2 separate regions of the Homo sapiens genome follow, and region 2 is linked to region 1. Evidence: read pairs that join two places in POLR2A ChIA-PET (ENCODE). Cell type or tissue: IMR-90. All regions are shown on one strand. Each heading gives the region's core, and the rest is flanking DNA. Links, peaks and the distances in the headings are about the cores only. Region 1 has its middle 500 kb from the start of LINC00355. Region 2 holds the start of LOC107987190 (a long non-coding RNA gene).

Region 1 (11,411 bases), core at 2,403-10,402:
TGAGGTCTCTTCTGTTCCATTGGTCTATATGTCTGTTTTGGTATGAGTACCATGCTATTTTAGTTAATGTAGCCTTCTAATAGTTTGAAATCAGGTAGTTTGATGTCTCCAGCTTTGTTCTTTTTTCTTAGGCTTGTCTTGACTATATGGGGTCTTCTTTGATTCCATATGAAATTTAAAGTAGTTTTTTTTCTAATTCTGTGAACAATGTGAACTGCAGTTTGATGGGAATAGCACTGAATCTATAAATTACTTTGAGCAGTACGGCCATTTTCACGATATTGATTCTTCCTATCCATGAGAATGGAATGTTTTTCCATTTGTTTGTGTCCTCTCTTATTTCCTTGAGCAATGGTTTGTAGTTCTCCTTGAAGAGGTCCTTCACATCCTTTGTTAGCTGTATTCGTAAGTATTTTATTCTTTTTGTAGAGATTATAAATGGGAGTTCATTCATGATTTGGCTCTCTGCTTGTCTATTGTTCGCGTAAAGGAATACTTGTGATTTTTGCACATTGATTTTGTATCCAGAGAATTTGCTGAAGTTGCTTATCAGCTTAAGGAGTTTTTGGGCTGAGATGATCGGGTTTTCTAAAGATAAAATTATGTTATCTGCAAACAGAGGCAATTTTACTTCATCTCTTCCTAAACACCTTTTTTCTTTCTTTCTTTTCTTTTTTTTTTTTCTTTTTTGATACTGAATCTTGCTCTGTTGCCCAGGCTGGAGTACAGTGGCACGATCTCAGCTCACTTCATCTTCCGCCTCCCGGGTTCAAGTGATTCTCCTGCCTCAGCCTTCCAAGTACAGGCACCCACCACCATTCCCTGCTAATTTTTGTCTTTTTGGTAGAGATGGGGTTTCACCATGTTGGCCAGGCTGGCCAACTCCTGACCTCAGGTGATCCACCCACCTCTGCCTCCCATAGTGTTGGGATTATAGGCATGAGCCACAGCACCTGGCTAACACCTTTTATTTCTTTCTCTTGCCTAATTGCCCTGGCCAGAACTCCCAATACTATGTTGAATAGGAGTGGTGATAGACGGCATCCTTGCCTTGTGCCAGTTTTCAAAAGCAATGTTTCCAGTTATGCATAAATATTATAAAATAGTTGAATTATTTCAAGTGAACTGATTTCAGATAAAAAACTCAAAATATAATAAAAATTGGCAAACATGCAAAAGCTTTCTTACATTGCAATAATAAGAAATTAGAAAATGTAAAAAAAAAAAACAGCAGTATAATCCCTTTAACACTTACACCAGAACACAAAAATAGATGTGGAATAAAAATTAAGAGCACAAGCCATATAGGGATAAAATCATAAAAGTTTACTGAAAATAGTGATGTTTAGTAAAATATTTAAAAAAAAACTTTGGTGGCATTCTACAATAAATTTTGTCAAAGAGAGAGTTCTCAGAAAATAAAAACACAAATTCGGTGAAAAAAACACATTAGCCAATATAGAGTAATGAAGCTAGGAATTTCATAAAAGGTGTTAAAATATATTATAAATCTATAGAAATTATCATACTTTTGAGTATAAGATTGAGAGATATAAATATCACCCAATCTTAATACAAATTCTAGACACAATTATACATTATGATTTTATATTAAAGGAAAGACAGCATCTTGAAATGGGGAGAAGAGACAGAATTGACAATGATTGGTGTTCGGAGAAGTGGTTAATCACTTTTAACCAAAATAAATTTTAGACAGAAAATATAGACATAAGATACTAAATCGAATACAAGTAGAAGAAATTTCAGCTAATTATTTTATAACTTGGGCTCCAAATATATTTCTAAGCATGAAAATAAATATTGAATTAAAAAACTGATAGAATTTGAAAGAAAAATTTTAAAAATTATGTACAATAAAATAAAAATTAAAGACAAAGATTTTCAAGCAAAGATAAAGTCCTAATGATTTCTCGTTTCTGGTATAGCATGAAAGGAGACTAGAATTCTCCACTCTATCTTAACTAGTGAAAATATGAAGAAACTAAAAAATCTACTACCCCTTCTTATATCTGTCAGAGAAGTGAGGCCACAGAGCAAACTACTGCCCCCGTAATTTGGAGACACAGAAGAGCAAATACACAAATCACAATTTATCACAGCAGAAACCCACTTACAAATACCTTCATGGGAACCAGTGCCAGGGTAGGAAGACCTAACTTGAATCCATACATTGCTAGAAACTCAGTGTAAACAAGTCTGAGAGTTAAACTCCAGGGAAACCTAGTCATAGGGATGTCCTCATGCTTTTGTGAGTTTTACCTCTAGAAGCTTGACTGCATTCTCAACAGTGAATATCAGAGAAAAATAGCCTGAAGCTTGTGACAGAGGCAGGGGGAAAGTAACTATTTTGAAATAAGACACAGCATTCTGCTCTTCTTAACAAAGTCTACCCTGAAGAAAAACTACTTTACCAGAACCTAAACCATAAGAAAATTTTCAGAGCCTAACAATACTGGGAATAGAGGAATACCCAACTCCAACCCAATCTAGAAATCCTGTCCCAACCAAGGGCAGAGTGGAGCTGAGAAGTGCTTATGAAGTTCACTGACCAAAGGGACAGGTTTACTAACAGATGAAGACCTAATCATTGTGCTAAAGAACACGTCCTCACATCCCACGCTTTAACACCACATTACTAAAAGCCTATTTATTCTAATTCTTTGTACTTACTATCATTTCCTAGTATCAAGAAACAATTATGAGGCATACTAAAAGACAAAATATACAGTTTGAAGAGGAAAACTAAGCATCAGGTCCCAACTCAGATATGCAGAGATGTTGGACATATCAGACTAGAAATTAAAACAATTATGATTAATATCCTGAGGGCTCTACTGGATAAAGTAGAGAACATGAAAAAAACACATAGGCAGTATAAGTAGACAGATGGAAATGTTAAGACAAAATTTTAAAAAATGTCAGAGATTGAAAATACTGTAATAGAAATAAAGAATACCTTTGATGAGTTTATTAGTAGACTACACATGGCTGAAGAAAGAATCTCTGAACTTGAGGATATCTTAATTAAAGAAAAGACTCCAAAACTGAAAGCAAAAGGAACAAAGGCTGAAAAAAATTATAAAAGAAAAATTAAGAACTGTGGGACAACAACAAAAGGTGTACATATGCAAAATGGAAATACCGAAAAGAGAAGAAACGAGAAAATAAACAGAAGAAATATTTGAATAAATAATAATCAAGAAGTCCCCTGAATTAATGACAGATGTCAAACTACAGGTCTATGAAGCTCAGAGACTACCAAGCAGGATAAATGCCAAACTAACAACAACAACAACAAAAAAATACCTAGGCATATCAAACTCCTTAAAATCAAAGATAAAGAAAAAACCCTGAAATATACTAGAGGACATAAACAAAAACAAACCCCTTATCTATAGGAGAGCAAAGATAGGAGTTCTTATATTTGATTTCTCCTCAGAAACCACGTGAGCAAGAAGAGAGTGAAGTGATATGTTCAAAATTTGAGAGAAAAATCCACCGACATATAATGTGTTACTCTGAGAAATTGTTTTTCAAAAATGAAATAGAAATGATGTCTTTCTTATACAAATAAAAATTGAGGAATTTTTTTTCCAGTCGCCCATCTTGAAATAAATGTTAGAAGTTTCTTAGAGAAAAGAAAAATGATATAGAGTCAGAAATTTTGATCTATATAAAGAAAGATTATTTTTCTTATTGTTAATTGACTATTAGGGTTAATAATTATCATTATTTTTATCCTGATTTACCTAATGGATAACAGTTTGTTCAAAATAATAAAAGCAAAAATGTATTCAATCACAGATGTGTGTGTATGTGTGTGTGCATGTATATGTGCATATATGAGAAGTGAATGACAGCAATGATACAGGGTTGGGGTGAAAAAATTAGGATTATTTTCTTATTATAAAGTGCTCACAGTACCTGTAAACTCGTATTTTTTTTTTTTTTTTTTTTTGGAAAGTGGGCTAGGATTCGTTGTAAATGTACATTGCAAACTCTAAGACAAATTCTATTTTTCTAGGTATATAATTGATAGACTAAGAAAAGAGAAAATTTTGTCATTTAAAATGCTCAATTGAAATAAAAAAAAGAAAAATTGTGGAGAAAAAATGAAACAAGAAATAAGTGCAACAAATAGAAAATAATTTACAAATATATTGGATATTAAACAACAATCACCTCAAATGTCATGGCCAAAATACACCAATTAAAAACAGTGATTACCAGAATCTATAATTATAAGAAAACTGTATTTTGTCAACAGAAAACCCACTTAAAGACATATAAATAAAAAATAAGGGTATAGGGAAAAATATACCATGATAACACTAATCAAAAGAAAGTGAACATAATTATATTAATTTCAGACAAGAAGACATCAGAATAAGAAAAGTTATGAGAGATAAAGTCACCAAATAATGATAAGTCAATTATCAAAGAGGACAAAGCCACACCCAACTACAGAGAATCATAATATGTAAAGCAAAAACTGACAGAGTTGCAGGGAGATATAGATTAACCCAGTAGTATACATGGAGACTTCAACACCTCTCTCAAAAATGGATGGATCCAGTAGGCAGAAAATTACTAAGAACGTGGTCCAACTCAAGACATCATCAATCAGTTGGATATAATTGACATCTACAGACTATTTTATCAAACCACAGCAAATTATGTATTCTTTTCAAGCTCATATAGAAAATTTACCATATAGGCCACATTATGGGCCCTAACATATACCTAAACAAAAAAATTAAAATTATACAATGTCTGCTCACATAACACAATAGAATTAAACTAGAAAGCAACAACAGAAAGACAAATGGAAAATCCCAAAATATATAGAAATTAACCATATACTTCAAAGAAGAAATCTCAAAAGAAGTAAAAATATTTTGAACTAAATGGAAATGAAAACACTACTTATCAAAATTTGCAGGATGCAGTGAAAGCAGTGCTTACAGGAAAATTCTGGCATTGAGAATATATAATAGAAAAAAAAGAACAACTTAAAATCAATCATCTAATTTTCCACCTTAAAAAAAAAACTAGGGGCCAGGCGCGGTGGCTCATGCCTGTGATCCCAGCACTTTGGGAGGCCGAGGCAGGTGGATCATGAGGTCAGGAGATCGAGACCATCCTGGTTAACACGGTGAAACCCTGCCTCTATTAAAAATACAAAAAAATTAACCAGGTGTGGTGGCGGGCGCCTGTAGTCCCAGCTACTTGGGAGTCTGAGGCGGGAGAATGGCGTGAACCCGGGGAGGCGGAGCTTGCCGTGAGCCGAGATCGTGCCACTGCACTTCAGCCTGGGCCACAGGCGAGACTCCGTCTCAACAACAACAACAACAACAACAACAACAAAAAAAAAAAAAAAAAAAAAAAAAAAAACCTGGAAAGAAGTGCAATTAAATCCAAAGTAAGCAGAAAAAAATAATAATAATAAAAAAAGAGCTTAGAAATCAATGAAAAGCAGTTTATTTGGAAAGACCAAAAAACCTGATAAGCCTCTAGGCTAATTAAGAAAAAGAGAGGACACAAATTGCTAGTATCATAAATTAGAGCAGAGATGATAGAGGATAGGAGACAGGGCTAACAGGCAGCTCCCACATGGACGGATGAAACAGCAAGTGGAGACTCACACCATGATCTTTTGCTCCAAGAACCACTGCAGGAACATACCAGAAACACCAAAAGAATTTGCAGATCCTTTGAAAAAAGCAGCACACGGCTGCAGATTCCACAAAACAGGCAAAAAAACTGAGTTCCCAAAGTATGAGAGGGAAAATACCTGCCTCTGAACACACATCCCTACTGAGAATCTGAAAATCCAGATCACAGGAGAAGGATTTAACCTTATCTAGAGATGAAATGAATTTAGGGAGTCACATAAAATTGAATAGTAAAAGTAGCAGTGGGGAATCCAGCTTGAGCCCAGAGAAGCTATCCCTCACTATGTATCACAGGGGCTCTTGGGGAAGTCAGCTAATGGAATTGAGGAGGGGTTGTGAGGATAAGGAAGCTTCCAACTGAAATTGGTAGTGGTTCAGACTGGGCACAAATTTTCTTGAGCAGAGTCAGGAGACAAATGAGAGCTGTTACAGATAAGAGTGCAGGCATGCAGGAGCCACCGATAGAGTGGGCAGACAGGGAGGGACATGGTCCAATAGCAGTGCTTGTATCCTCAGAGGGTTAGCTCATGGCCTGGGGCAAGGTCTGAGTGGGGTACTGAGTTCCCAAAGTATGGAGTGCAGGGGTGAGACTGGCCTCACCAACTGTGTGGGAGCTATATGAGGTCTCTTGCTACTGACTATCCCCCACTTTCCTGAACTATATGACACAGCAGAGGCAGCCAAGATCCTCTCTGGAACATAACCCCATTGACCTGGAAGCCATCCCCCCATCTGCTACAGAGGTGGCAGCAGGCCCTGCCCAAAGGAGAATCAGAGCCCAGACCCACCGAACACTGCCCCAAGCTTATGGTATTTTCCTATCTGTCCTGGTAGCTGAACACAAAACATAGAAACTCTCGAGAGCTATACAGCCCTGCCCATTGTTTGAGAAACCAAAATACTTACACTGGCCATCTTAGGGCAAGAGCAAGCTTAGATCCCCCTACTACTACTGTAACTGGTGCTCTTTTGAAAATGCCACCTCCTGACTTGAGACAAATCAACTTAGGCCATTACAGCAACTCATGACAGAATAAACCTGATTCCAGGAAGGAGATGTCAACACCTAATTCTACTGCCTGCAGCATTGTGGCTAACCAGAGAACCTGAGTGTGTCCATATGACAACTTCATTGCTAGCACAACCAGAATTGATGAAAGCCAGCACACTAGACATATCCAAGGACTTTCACAGTCTACTTCACTTCCCTGCCACCTCTACCAGAGTAGGTGTTGGTATCCATGGGTGAGAGACCTGAAAATGGATCACATCACAAGACTCATTGCAGACATCCCCGAGCACCAGCCCAGAGCTTGGGAGCCCAATAAGTAGCTAGACCAAGAAGAGCAATAAGAATCATTGCAGTTCAGCAATCAGGAGGCCCCAATCCAAGGGTAAGGTTGAGAGCATGACATCAAGGAATCACCCCCATGGGACAAGAGAATCTTGTCAGCATGACAAGCAGCAGCTGAAACAGCAGCCCTGAGTTTCAGACATCTCCACTGAAATACTGTACCCAAATGAGAAGGAACTAGTAATTCTAGTAATATGAAAAAACAGAGTTCTATAACATGCCCAAAAGATCATACCAACTCCCCAGCAATGGATCCAAACCAAGAAGAAATCTCTGCATGCCAGATAAAGAGTTCCAAAAATTGATTTTTAAGCTACTCAGGGAGGCACTAGAGAAAGGTGAAAACCAACTTAAAGAAATTTTTAAAAAGTACAGGATCTGGATGAAAAATTATTCAGAGTAATAGATATCATACAGAAAAAGCAATCACAACTGCTGGAAGTGAAAGACACACTTGGAGAAATAGAAAAATGCAGTGGAAAATTTCAATAATAGAGTAGAACAAGCAGAATAAAGAATTTTACAGCCTGAAGATAAGGCTCTCAGTTTAACCTAATCATACATATGAAGAAAAAATAATTGAAAAAATGAACAAAGCCTCTAAGACGTTTGTGATTATGTTAAACAGCTAAACTTAAGAACAATTCGTGTTCCTGAGGAAAAAGGTAAATCTAAATGTTTGGAAAACATATTTGAGGGAATAATTGAAGAAAACTTTCCTGCCTCACTACAGATCTAGACATCCAAATACAAGAATCTCAAAGAACACCTGGGAAATTCATTCCAAAAAGATTATCACCTAGGCACAGAGTCATCAGGTTATCAAAATTCAAAAAAAAGGAAAAAATCTTAACAGCTGTGAGAAAAAATCATCAGATGACCTATAAAGGAAAACTATCAGATTAACAGCAGACTTCTCAGCAGAAACCTTGCAAGCCAGAAGGGAATGGGGTCCCATCTTTAGCCTCCTGAAACAAAATAATTGTTAGCCAGGGATTTTGTATCCAGCAAAATTAAGTTTCATAAGTGAGGAAAAGATAAAGTCTCTTTCAGACAAACAAATGTTGAGAGAATTTGCCTCTACAAACTCAGCTGTACAAGAACTGCTAAAAGGAATTCTAAATCTTGAAACAAAACATGGAAATACACCAAAATAAAACCCCTTTAAAGTGTAAATCTCATAGGGCTTAGAAAGCATTAACACAACAGAAAAAAACAAAGGTGTTAAGGCAACAATTAACATGAGGAATAGCACAGTACCTCACATCTCAATTCTAACGTGAATGTAAATGGCCTAAAATCTCCACTTAAAAAATACAAAATGGCAGAATGGATACAAATCCACCAAACAAGTGGTGTCTTGGTGGATGGCTCATGTCTTCAAGAGACTCACCTAACACATGGACTCACATAAACTTAATGTAAAGAGGTGGAAAAAAGATATTCCACATAAATGAACAGCAGAAGCAAGCAGGAGTAGCTATTCTTATATCAGACAAAACAGACTTTAAAGCAACAACAGTGAAAAAAAAAGACAAAGAGGGACATTATATAATGAGAAAAGAATTGGTCCAACAGAAATATATCACAATCCTAAATATATATGCATCTAATACTGGAGCCCCAGAATTTGTAAAATGATTACTACCAGACCTAAGAAATGAGAAAGTCAGCAACACAATAATAGTGGGGACTTCAATACTCCACTGACAGCAATAGACAGGTCATCAAGACAAAAAGTCAACAAAAAACAATGAACTTAAATTATACCTTAGAACAAATGGACTTCATAGATATTTATAGAACATCCCACCCAACAACTGAAGACTATACATTCTTTTCTTCAGCACATGGAACATTCACCAAGATAGAGCATATAATAGGTCACAAAACAAGTCTCTATACGTTTAAGAAAATGGAAATTATATCAAGTATTCTCTCAGAACTCAGTGAAATAAAACTGGAAATTAACTCCAAAAGGAACCCTCAAAACTATACAAATACATAGAAATTAAATAATCTGCTCTTGAATGATCTTTGAGTCAACAATAAAATCAAGATAAAAATTTGAAAAGTCTTTGAGCTGAAAAATAATAGTGACACAGCTTATCAAAACCCCTGGGATGCAGCAAAAGCAGTGCTAAGAGGAAAGTTCATAGTATTAAATGCTTACATCAAAAAGTATAAGAGAGCACAAATAAACTACCTAAGGTCACACCTTACGGAACTAAAGAAACAGGAACAAACCAAACCCAAACTCAGCAGAAGAAAAGAAATAACAAAGCAGAAGTAAATGAAACTGGAACAAACAAAAACACAAAAGATAAATTAAATAAAGAGCCGGTTCTTTGAAAAGATAAGCAAAATCAATAGACCATTGGTGAGATTAACCAAGAAGAGAAAATTCAGATAAGCTCAAATAAAAATGAAACAGAATATATTACAATCGATACCAGAAATATAAAAAATCATTCAAGGCTACTATGAACACCTTTACATACACAAACTAGAATATCTAGAGGAGATAGATAAATTCCTAGAAATATACAACCCTCCCAGATTAAATCAGGAAGAAATAGAAACTCAGAACAGACTAATAACAAGTACCAAGCTTAAAACAGTACTAATAATAAAAAAAAATGTTAACAAAAAAACCCTCTAGGACCAGATGGATTTACAGCAGAATTCTATCAGACATTAAGGAAGAATTGGTACCAATCTTACTGAAACTATCCCAAAAGATAGAGAAAGAGGGAATCCTTTCTAAATCATTCTATGATCCCAGCTTCACCCTAACTCCAAAACCAGGAAAGGACATAAAGTAAAAAGAAAACTACAGATCAATTTCTTTGATAAACATAGATGAAAAATCCTCAAGAAAATACTAGCTAAATGGATTCCACAGCATATCAAAAAAATAATACACCATGATCAAGTGGGCTTCATACCAGGGATGCAGGGATGGTTTAACATATGCAAGTCAAATGTGATACATCACATAAACAATTAAATACAAAAACTATATGATCATCTCGATAGATATGGAAAAAGCATTTGACAAAATCCAGCATCTTTTTATGATTAAAACCCTCAGCCAAATCAGCATAGAAGGGACATGCTCAAGGTAATAAAAGTAATCTGTGACAAACCCACAACCAACTTAATACGGAACAGGGAAACATTGAAAGGATTTCTCCTGAGGACTGGAAAAACACAAAGATGCCTCCACTTTCACCACTTCTATTCAGCAAAGTACTGGAAGTCCTAGCCAGAGCAATAAGACAACAGAAAGAAATTAAAGGCATCCAAATAGATAAAGAGGAACTCAAATGGTTGCTGTTTGCCAAAGATATAATTGTAAACCTAGAAAATCCTACACATTCATCCAAAAAGCTCCTAGGTCTGATAAATCAATTCAGTAAAGTTTCAGGATACAAAATCAATGTACACAAATCAGTAGCACTGCTGTACAACAACAACAACCAAGTTGAGAAACAAATCAAGAACTCAATCCCTTTTACAACAGCTGCAAAATAATAGTAATAATAAAATACTTAGGAATATACCTAACCACGGAAGTGAAAGATCTATACAGAAAAAAAACACAAAAATACTGCTGAAAAAAATCATCCATGACACAAACAAATGGAAACACCTTCCATGATCATGAATGGGTAGAATCAATATTATGAAAATGATCATACTGCCAAAAGCATTCTACAGATTCAATGCAATTCCCATTAAAGTACCATCATCATTCTTCACAGAACTAGAAAAAATAATTCTGAAATTCTTATGGAATCAGAGAAGACCTTGCACAGCCAAAGCAACACTAAGCAAAAATAACAAATCAGGAGGCATCACATTACTTGACTTCAAACTATACTACAAGGCTATAGTTACCAAAATAGCATGGTAGTGTTATAAAAATAGGCACACAGACCAATGGAATAGAGAACCGAGAAATAAACCCAAATACTTACAGCCAACTGATCTTTGACAAACCAAACAAAAACATAAAGTGGGAAAAGGACACCCTATTCAACAAATGGTACTGGGATAACTAGCAAGCCATAGTAGAAGAATGAGACTGGATCCTCATCTCTCACCTTATACAAAAATTAACTCAAGATAGATGAAAGACTTAAATCTAAGGCCTGAAATCATGAGAATTCTGGAAGATAACAATGGAAAAAACTATTCTGGACATCAGCTTAGGCAAAAAGCTTATGACCAAGAACACCTCCCCCCTGGAAAAAAAATGCAACAGAAACAAAGATAAATAGATGGGACCTAATTAAACTTAAAATCTTCTACACAGCAAAAGAAATAAGCAGAAGAGTAAACAGACTGACAAACTA
Region 2 (11,411 bases), core at 1,608-9,607, 74 kb before region 1:
TCTTTTTTACTCTGAGACCTCACCAAAATGACCTTTATTGTCCATATTTCTGCCAACATTTTGGTCACAACATTTAAATAATCTATAAGAATTTCCAGACTTTCCCTACAGCTAGGCTCTTCTAAGCCCTCACCAAAATTGCCCTTATTACTCAGTGTTCAGAGTGTTAGGGTTTTTCTAGCCTACTCTGCCAAATTCTTCCATCCTCTATTCATTAGCCAGTTCCAAAGCCACTTTCACATTTTCAAGTATCTCTTATAGCAACAGTCCCATTTCTTGGTCCCAATTTTCTGTCTTAGTCCACTTTGTGTTGCAATAATAGAATACACAGACTGGGTAATTTATAAAGAAAATAAATTTATTTCTCATGCTTCTGGAGGCTGGAAAGTCCAAAATTAAGGTGTGTCAGTACCTGGTGATGGTCTTCTTGCTGCATCATCTAATGGTGGAAGGCAGAAGGCCAAGAAAGCCTAAGAAAGCAACAAGAGAGAACTAAACTTGCTTTTTACAGCAACTCATTCTTGTGATAAAAACACACTTCCATGATGACAACATTTAATCCACTCATGAAGAGAGTACCTTCATGGCCTAATCACCTCTTAATTAGTCCACCTTTAATACTATCACAATGACAATTACATTTCAACTGAGTTTTGAAGGGGACATTTCAATCATAGCAAAGCAGCAGTAATAAAATTTCACCCATTCATTCTCACTCAGTAAAATTTTTTGAAGGAGAAAATGAGAAATGCATATTTTACCATTGTCTTTCATGTTGAAGTAATCAATAAAAATTTTCTGAAGTACTTCAATACCTAAATATCTGTAGGTTCTTTAGTTTATCTCTACTGGCAATTAATCTTAGGTTTAACCCCAAATCTAAAATCCCACCTAAAATTATGCATTTTCATGAACCTCAAAAATACTGAATACTAGATTGCTGGATAAGCAGTCTGAAAATCCTATTCAATAACTTTTTAATCTGAATATTGAAAGCAAATTGCTAATTATTATAACTCCAATACTCATTGTTTAAACTTTTAGAACATAAACCAAGTAATCTGTAGTATATCTTTAAAGGACTCCTGGCTTACAAATTCATCTCTGTATCTTGTCATGCATTTAGTACTTCTGACATATTTACTAGTCATTTTCCTAAATTTGCCAGTTTTCATGATACTTTTGCTTTGCAAATGCCATTTCTACTCTGGGAAGCTTCTTTACTTCCTGCTCTGTCTAATCAAATTTACTTATCCTTAAAAATCTCAGCTTAAATGGCATTTTTCTATAAAAACTTTCTACATAGTTGTTCTCAGTCTCCCAACCCTAATGGAGGTACTCATTTATTCTTCTAAGTTTGGTAAGCTCTTTTTTGGTAAAGTGATACTTATCACATCAATCTAAGATTTTCTCTTTTTTCTCTTATTATCTTCCTTACCATATTCATCAGCAACACTACTGCCTTATAGTTCTTATATCTATTCATCATGCACTGAGCCAAGAGCAAGATGAAAACACATAAAGCTCTATTTTTTTGCAGTCTTCTCTGAATCTTCCCTTCATCTTTTTTATGAAATGAACGTTATTTTTAGGATAGTTTTATCCTTACATAAAAATAAACAGAAAGTATAGAGTTCCCACGTATGCCCTGTCTCTCCACATACAGGTTGATCTATTATTTGCATCTTCTGTTAGTGTGGTATACTTGATATAATTGATGAACCAATATTGATATATTATTATTAACTAAAGTTAATAAAGTTCATCATTTAGGGTTCATTGTTTGTGTTATACATTCTACGGGTTTTGACAAATATGTAATGACTTCTCAATTATCACGGTGTCATACAAAAACATTTACTGCCCTACACATCTCCTGTACTCCTTCTTTTTTGTCTCTACTCAAACCCCCATACCCTCACCAACCACTGATCTTTTCTCTGTCTCTATGGTTTTACCTTTTTCAAAGTGTCATATAGTTGGAATCATACAGTATGTGTTTGTTTATTCATTCATCTCTTGCACTATATCTTGGTCATTTCCATGTTTTGGCAATTATAAATAGAGCTAGTATAAATATTTTTGTGCATATATAAGTTGTCAACTCATTTGGATAAATATCAAGGAATGCAATTGCTGGATTGTATGGCAAGAGTATGTTTACTTTTGTAAATAACTAAGAAATCATCTTCCACAGTGGCTGTACCATTTTACACTCCCACCAGCGACGAAAGACAGTTCCTGTTACTCCCCATCCCAGTCAGCATTTAGCATTGTCATTATTGAAAATTTTGGCCATTCTAACAGATATGTAGCGATATCTTACTGTTGCTTTAATTTGCAAATCTCTAATGACCTGACATATGATGTTGATGATCTTATATGCTCATTTTCCATCTGTATATCTTCTTTGATGAAGTATCAGTGAGATTTATTGCAAATTTTTAGCTATTTTTTATTGAGTTCCATGAGTTCTTTATATATTTTAGATACCAGTCCTTTATCACATCTATTTTGCAAAAATTTTCTCTGACACTGAGATCTCTCTTTCCATTCTTTGACAAGTATTATTTGCATATGACAAGTTTTAATTTTAATGAAGTTCACATTTTCAGATTTTTTCATGGGTTATGCTTTTGTTTTTATGTGTGAAAAGTGATTGCCAAACCAAGGTATCTAAATTTTCTCCTATGTTGTTTTCTAGGAGTTTTATGTTTTTATATTTTATGTTTATATCTTTGACCCATTTCAATAAATTTTTGTGAAGGTATAATTTCTGTGTCTATATTCATTTGAAATCATAATTTTGTTATTTATATTATTGGTATTTTAGGTATAGTTAAGATAGCAATAAGAAAATGTATACAATTATCAGCTGAAGTGTCATTCGCAAACCCTAAGTGATAGAATTGGACTTGTACTCAAGTCTTCCTGGTTTCAAAGACAAAGATATTAATTATCATGCAATATATTTGATTCAAAGCTCAGTAATCTTTGCAAAGCATAATATCTAGCATACTCTCTGGCACATAGCAGGGCCTTAATAAATCTTTGGTCAAAGAATGATTAATAAAGTAACAAAAGAGATAAAGTTTGTGTGACATAATCAAATACCAGAAAAATCAAATCTGGTATTTTGTTGTTATTGTATTCACTTTTGAGTAAGCTCAATTTTTTAGTGGATGCTTTATTAAATAACATAGATGTAGCTTATTGTCCATAAATTCAAAATAATTAAAATATATGTAGAAGCAGTTTAAAACTTAGATAAATAGATGATAAATTATGACAGATCAATAGAAAGCCATGGTGAGATTTGGATTAAACACATCTTATACATTTTTTTTTTTTTTAACAAACACTAAGTACTGACTATTACTGACATTTAGGAAGACAGAAGAAATTTTTTAAAGTGTTTTAAGTACACATTAACCTTCAAATGGAAGATACTTGGCAAAAATAATCAATTTTATAGCCTTAAACTAATGTTCTTATAATGATAATTTTACTCAAACAATAATTGCGTTTTTTAGATGGGTTAACACTTAGCTCATTTGCATTCAGATTTAGGGATCTACAAAATTACTAGGTAATAGCTACAAAAGGAGAAGATGTTTGTCATAAAATTGTATGCTTTCCATGGAAAGTTACTGAAATCGGTAGATGTTCTTTTCAGCTAATTAATTTTTGGAAGCTTCATCCTCATTAATCATCTGACAGGCTCAAATAACAATACATGCCCTTCTGATCATGAAATTCAGTATTATATCTTTAAAATGCCTTTTTACAGAATTTTTATGACTGCCAATTTGTGCAGAGTCAAGCAGCATTATTGTTTATAGACTAGAGAAGCACACTTGAGTTTTTTAATAAACTTTTGTATCATGCATTCTTTTTTACATGTTTAATGACACTTAACATTATTCTTAAAGTACTAATATCTTTAAGTTATCACAGTTACACTATGAGGGAAAAGATATCAAAAATGTTAATATTTTTTCTAATACTTTGTGAGAGAAAAGACATCAAAAATGATAATATTGGCAGAGTGTGATGGCTCACGCCTGTAATCCCAGCACCCTGTAACCCCAGGTGGATCACCTGAGGTTGGGAGTTCAAGACTAGCCTGACCAACGTGGAGAAACCCCATCTCTACTAAAAATACAAAATTAGCCGGGCATGGTGGTGCATGCCTGTAATCCCAGCTATTTGGGAGTCTGAGGAAGGAGAATCACTTGAACCTGGGAGGCGGAGGTTGCGGTGAGCTGAGATTGCTCCGTTGCACTCCAGCCTGGGCAACAAGAGCAAAACTCCGTCTCAAAAAAAAAAAAAAGTTAGTATGTTTTCTAATACTTTGTGAGAGAAAAGACATAAAAAAAGTTAGTATTTTTTCTAATACTTTGTAATTCATATTTTTTTCATAGAAAAATAGCCACCTTTTAGGTTTCTTTAAAAATGCAAATTTTCCTTATTTTCTACTGTCATAATTGACCCAACAACTAGGCAATTAGGCAAACTGGATAGCTGTCTCTGATTATAATTGAGAGGTACAAGACACTTTTCTCAAGGACATCTGCCTTGAAATTATCTAGCTTATTGTTTCTACCACTCTAAAAACTTTCTATAGGATTCAGTTACGTCACTGAGGGAAGACAAGTCTTTCCCACAATTTTCAATCTTCCTTCAAAGTCCTGGTCTCCAGAGTTATGGACATTTATATGTTATGAAATAGAGTATGTTTGCTTTTGTATCTCCCAGAAGTATTTGTTCCTCACATGCTATAGGTGTTAGGCTTGCAGCCATTGGCTTCCTTAATCTTAAAACTATTTGCTTTCACTCAAAAGATATACATCTTTTTCTTATCTCTTTTGACCACGTAATTTCAAGGAGAAGGGTCCTGAATTGATGGAAAAGGTAACTGAATAGCCAAGAAACTTCCAGAGCAATTTAATGAGTTATCTTCCTATGTAATTATATTCCAAAAGGGATTAATCTCATGTTTTAAATTTGAAAACCCCTATCATATCTTCCCCTAGAGACACTTAGTAACATTTCTAAATCATAGGAACCAAGAATCTTTCCCATGTTTTCAAGAGGAGAATTTGTTTATACTGTGGTGTGTTCATCTTTCTTTCTTAGGAGGAGTGAGGGTACAAGGGTTCCTCTCCTGAATAAACACCTAGACCCTATTTTGGGGCTCTCACAGTACAGTCATAAGTAGGTATAGCAAGACATCTGGCTCTCATTAGATTACCCTAGGGCAAATGGAAATGACTTAGTTAGTCCTGTAGTAAGAAATATTTTGTCTACTTTTAGAATAATACTAGTAAACATAGATATTAAAATCTTAGGCCATTACCTCTTTCGAATCATATTCCTCTAATACCTGGAAGTAAAGAAAGTATCATCATTTTCCATAAATATCTCTGATTCTTACATGTTTCTTTCCAGTTCTTCCTAGCACAGTCACCTTTATTCCTAGGTCTCTTTGCCTTCATCTGACACCCTCTTCCGGCATTTCTAATGAGGTCTCCTTATCAGGGGAAAAGAGGAAACTGAAACTTTTGTCTGCTGTGATTCAATTCTCAGTAATTTTTCATACCTAGTTCTCTCCTTCAACTTTGTCCCCTGACCCCCAAAGTCCTTAAAACTGTTGGAGCTTTTTTGGAGGCTCTCTCTACCGGGCAATGACCCACACATCTGTGCTGATCCACCTGACCCTGCACTGCAATGCCATTCTTTGAAAGGAAATGGATTGGAGGGGGTTGGCCCTTTTTATGGTTTTAGCCTCTTGTTAAAGCATGACAGTAAGTGATTAAATGCTTAACTCTTTTCTTCATGACTAGTTGCTTCAATTAGATTCTTAACACTGACGGCCCATCTCCAGATGCATTTAAGCTTCTCTCAAAAGAAGTGGAATAGTATTTATGCTGTGAGCCCAAAATACCTGAGACAGGTCTCAATCAATTTAGAAAGTTTGTTTTGCCAACGCGAAGGATGCACCCATGACACAGCCCCAAGAGGTCCTGAGGACATATGCTCGCTTTGTCAGGGTACAGCTTGCTTTCATACATTTTAGGGAGACATGAGATATCAGTCAATACTTGTAAGATATACATTAGTTCAGTCTGGTAAGGTGGGAAATCTGGAAGAGGGAAGGGGGCAGGGGGAATTCTAGGTCATAGGTAGATAAAAGATAAAGTTTGCATTATTTTGAGTATTTGATCAATACACAATTTAGTGTGGCTCAGTGAATCTGCATTTTGGCATACACAATAGGATGGAGGAAGAAATCAGACATGCGTTTGTCTCAGGTGAGCCTAGGGATGATTTTCTGTCTGCAGCACCTGTGAAGATAAGCTATCAGTTTGCATTGCCAGGGTGAAATTCAACAGAATTGTTTTAGGATAAAGATCTAGAGGCCTACAAGGAATTTCCCTGTGGGCAAATTGTGAGGGTGGTATGTAGCTCTTTTCTCTTTGTAGCTATCTTATTTAGGAATAAAATGGGAGGCAGGTTTTGCCTGACCTGGCTCCCAGCTCGACTTTTCCCTTGGCTTACTGACATTGAGATCCTGAGATTTATTTTTCTTTCACAATGCCAAACATATATGTTTCTGTCATTCATCACATAAACACAGATACGTTTACTTATTAAAGATTTTGTATAACTCCATTTATTTGAAAAGAAGTAAGTATTTTGATCTCTCTTTCCTCTAAAGGTCAAATGGAATCAGCAAATTCATTAAGAAAAATGAGATTTCAAAGCTGAAACCACCATTGCAAAATTATAATTGAAACAGTAAAAGAGGTGTGACCTAATCAACGCCATCTTGCTTCTAACCTCCAAGCTGCCCTTGTTCATTCCCGGGCGTAGGCTGAATTAACTTTGAGAGGAGCTTAGTTTATAGTTTAGCTCTGAAAAAAGATGATAATAGCCCTTTCCTGAAAAACCCCTTCTTTCCTGGGGACCAGTCTGCCTTTGTAGGACTAACAGATTAGCTAGAGATTAGAAATTACAGTTTAGGGGCCACGAAGGTTCCAGCTGCAAGTTTCTGAACTTCCCCACATTGCTACTGGGAATAACGTTGCTTTTGTAAAACCTGGGATCAGTGCCTGAGATATTTTGCAGACCCTGAGTTCCAATGTACCAGCTGACACCACCCAGACCAGTAATATGTACAAACCTGTTCTGTAATCCCACCAAAGGAACAGAAGAGAGCAAGAAATGCTCGCTTAGACCCCCTGTGATTTCATCTCCGACCCAGCCAATCAGCACTCGCCACTTACCAAGCCCCTCCCCAGTCAATTATCCTTAAAAATTCTGATCCTCGAATACTCAGGGAAATTGATTTGAGTACTAATGAAACTCCTATACAGCCGGCTCTGAGTGAATTAGTCTTTCTTCACTGCAATTCCTCTGTCTTGATAAGTCAGCTCTGACTAGGCAGCAGCAAGGTGAACCCGCTGGGTGGTTACAAAGCCACATAAAGCCATTTACAATTTACAGTATTTTGGTATCTTACTATGCCAAAACAGACTGTCTTTAGACTATCTGCAGAGACCATTAATGTTATATCAGAGAAATGTGATGCTTTACATTTATAAATTAACATGTTTGTGATAGGAAAATGACAAAATGCAGAAAACCGTAATGGAGCTAAAATCATTCAGATATAAATTCCATCTCTTTGTTATGTGCGTGTGTCTATGCATATGTAATTATGCAATGTTTTATACAAGGCGTGATTTGGATCAGAGTGATATAGTTTTGCATACCATGTTACTTAATTTTGTCATCAAACGTTTATGAAATGCATTCAATATGCCATTTCAACATATCATAAAAAATTATTTAGAACCACAATTTTTAAACTGAAAGGTATTATCTCACCAGAAAGATTCAACCTAATATGTTTAAAAATTCCATTGTAGAAATAGACTCAACTTTCTCCACATTACAAAAGTGTTAAATAATTATATTTGAAGATAAATCTCTACATATTTAACCAAAATAGATTTCAACAGATGAAAATGTTTTAACAAATAATATAAACATATTTAATATTTTGATACATAATCAACAACTATCCTTACAAATACTTGCACCAATTCATGCTTACAATGAAGGCACAAAAATAATCAAAAATTATTGCCAAAATATTTTTTACCTTACCCAATTTTATATATGAGAATGTTCATTTCACTGTTTTTATCTCATTTTTATGAGAAATAAATAATTTTTTCATTTTTTTATGTGAGATATATTTTATTCGCACAATAATCTATGTCCTATTAATGGAACTTCTGGATTTATAAGAGTTACCTATGTGGGTCCATTTTTTCACAATTTTTTTTTTTACTACTTGTTAAATCTACATTTTTCTCCCAGACAGTCCTCACTTTATGGCACCAGGGAGCTATATGTGGTTGAATGCCAACATGTCCTCTGGAATATTAAAAGACACTTCAACCTCAAAATGACCAAAACTCAGTTGATTTTCTTTACTATAATTTTGAGCAAAACTCTGAATTTTATATTTTGAAGATTGTTGTATATTCATCTACCCATGGGGGGAACCTGATTATTGCCTTTAACTTCTTTATCTTCTTTACAATTTCTGTTATTTGTAACTCTCCTTTGCTTATCCTTGTCTTTCCACCTTCATGACCACTGTCTTAAACTATTCTCTTATAATTTCTTGTTGGATAACTTTGTGTAGCATAATGTCTGCAAAAACTATAGTAGACATTTAATAAAAATGTGTTAATTTCATTAAATAAACAATTAAAATCTTCCTCATCTGGTCCCTTGTTTAATAAAATAAAAGGGATGGGCCATGTCAAAACTCTGTTTACAAAATGCACTATTTTTTTCAATGATATTTGGATATGAACCAATTTTTTAGCAAAGCTTATATCGCTTGTTGTTTCGCCACTCTTTACCCTCCAGCCTTATTCTTGTACACTTTGCCTCATGCATAATATACCTTCAGTCCATCTGAGATTTTGTCATGTTTCTCTAGCCTGACTTTCCATCTGTTACTCTCAAGCAAATGCTAACCTGCCTGCTAAATGCTGCTGAGTGGAACACTAGACCCTCAAAGACACTGAATCTACTAAGTAACATCATCCCCAAAAGGATTGTTGGAAACCAGATGAAGTTCTCGAGGGGTATGCATTTCTGAATACATCTTCTGAAATTAGAGCATTCTTAGGTAATAAGACAAGTTAATATGTATATGATGAAAATTCATGAAGGAAACAGTGTTAAAAAATACATTATGATATGGAGAAATAAAGGATAAAAGTTAATCTGTTTTATGTTCACTCCCACATGGAACAGAAGCACAGATCTTGCAGAGGTCTATGTCCTCAGCTGTAGTCCTCCCTGTAATCTCCACCAGATTTGAGATCTGTCTCCCCTGTCCCCAACACACATATAAAATGTAAATAAAACTTTATGTTGACTCAGTTACTCTATACAGAGAGTGAGTCATTGTGCTGGGTTATTCTGTCTGAAAACAAACACTTCCTCTTTGAAATGATAGCTACTTTAAAAGCCATAAACGTTGTTGACATTAATTAAAATTGATTTTCTATGTAACTGATAAACGGTGTTACAGAAACTGAGGTATGAACATAGTGCCAGAGATACACAAAAGAAGAAACAATGTTAGGAGTATAATTTAAATGTGTCTAGTCCATTCAACTCGAATATTTCTATTCTAACATTTCACCAGCCTTCGTTAAAGTTTATGAAATACTTTTTAAAGAGCTAATATTTGCCAGGCACTAAGATGGGCTCTAGGAACAAAAATTCCAATAAAACATAACACATGCCCTCAAAGACATTTTGTAGAGGAAAAGATAGGCAAATAAATATTTAATAAATATGAAGAACTCCAAGATAATTGGAAGATGTTAAAACACTAGGAGAACAAAAGTAATATGATTCAGAAAAAAGCATACTGATGGATATGATATTTAAGTTGAGTTTTTTAAATGAATTGGAAAATAGAAGTGGCTGGATGAAGAAGGGGGGAAGAGTCATCCAGGAGGAAATAAAATGTGTAAAGACACTAAAATGAAAATGATGACTGGAGTCTAAATCACATCATCATTGTCTTAGTGATGTGGTCACAGAATATCTGAGACTTGAGTAATTTATAACAAACAGAAATGTATTGGTTCACAGTTCTGAGGGTGAGAAATCAAAGGTCAAGGTGTCAGCAAGTTTGGTTTCTGGAGGAAGGTTGGATGCTCACATGGCAGAAGACAGAAGAACCAAGCAGCAAAACGGATCTGAGATTGCTCTTTCGCAATAGCATTAATCCCACTCATAATGGCAGTGCTTTCATGGCCCTATTACCTCTGAAAGTTCCCTCATCGTAATATTGTTACAACAGCAATTAACTTCCAACATGAGTTTTGGAGGGGACAAACCTTCAAAACATAGCAATCATGTACTATATGTGTACTACGCTGTTAAAGTTGAAGGAAGTCCTTAAAGGTTTATATGCAGAAAGGTCATGATCCAATTTGTGTGGAAGAAGACAAGGGTGATAGAATAGACTTAAAAATTGGCAAATTTTCAGGAGTTCGAGAGCAACCTGTCCAGCATGGCGAAACCCTGTCTCTACTAAAAATACAAAAAAATAGCCTGGCGTGGTGGCAGGCACCTGGAATCCCAGATACTTGGGAGGCTGAGGCAGGAGAATCGCTTGAACCTGGGAGGCTGAGGTTGCAGTGAGCGGAGATTGTGCCATTGTACTTAAGCCTGGGTGAAAAGGTGAAACTCCATCAAAAAAAAAAAAAGAAAAATTCGCAAATTTAAATCCTAAAAACAACTAGGAAATCGTAAATTAGGGAGAAACTGAAATAAGGTAGTGACAAGAGAATGGAAAGGAAAGCAGATAATAAGCATTATTCAGGAGATCCTCTGCAGGACCTTAACAGTACGCATTAATGTGATTTGTGCTCAAAGATGTTACTTCTTAATCCTATCTCTAGCTTAGAATTTTCTTTGGCTAGAAACAAATTGTAAGCAGTTCTCCTTATTAACTAATAGAGTAATGATTATTTACTCTAAACATAATTTCTTAATAGAAAAAATATAGCTTTTTAAGTATAGAGTCAAGTTATTTTTTATAGACTACGGGAATGTCTTATTTCTATATTTCTTTCTGAAAATTTGCCTTAAGAAATGTAAAATGTACAGCATGGTTACCCCCTTAAACAAGAAGGAGGAAGTAAACTGCACTGGAATTCTTATTAGATGATTAGAGCACTATAGTTTCTGAGATGATTTTTTAAATGTTATGTAAAAAAAGTTTTAGAACAAGATCTATTCTAATTGCTTGACATTCATCCTAAATTCCCTATTTCCCATAGTTGGTATCAGAATGCTTA

What was found. Peaks named below come from ENCODE experiments on the same cell type or tissue, not always from the same donor. Only the 100,000 strongest peaks of a DNase experiment are listed, where the experiment ranks them.
Region 2: POLR2A ChIA-PET joins it to region 1 with 14 read pairs; 2 of 35 experiments call an interaction of 5 or more read pairs at or near these places.

What each region holds. Positions count from the first base shown.
Region 1 is chr13:64,565,464-64,576,874 of GRCh38, reverse strand. No RefSeq gene overlaps it. Among named protein-coding and RNA genes, the nearest start is that of LINC00355, 500 kb to the right of the region's middle. In IMR-90, for the core only: no CTCF peak of the experiment used is centred there; no DNase peak of the experiment used is centred there.
Region 2 is chr13:64,638,268-64,649,678 of GRCh38, reverse strand. It overlaps LOC107987190 (a long non-coding RNA gene), which reads right to left and starts at 5,443. Exons shown (of 2, transcript XR_001750010.1): 1 at 5,360-5,443; 2 at 338-470. In IMR-90, for the core only: no CTCF peak of the experiment used is centred there; no DNase peak of the experiment used is centred there.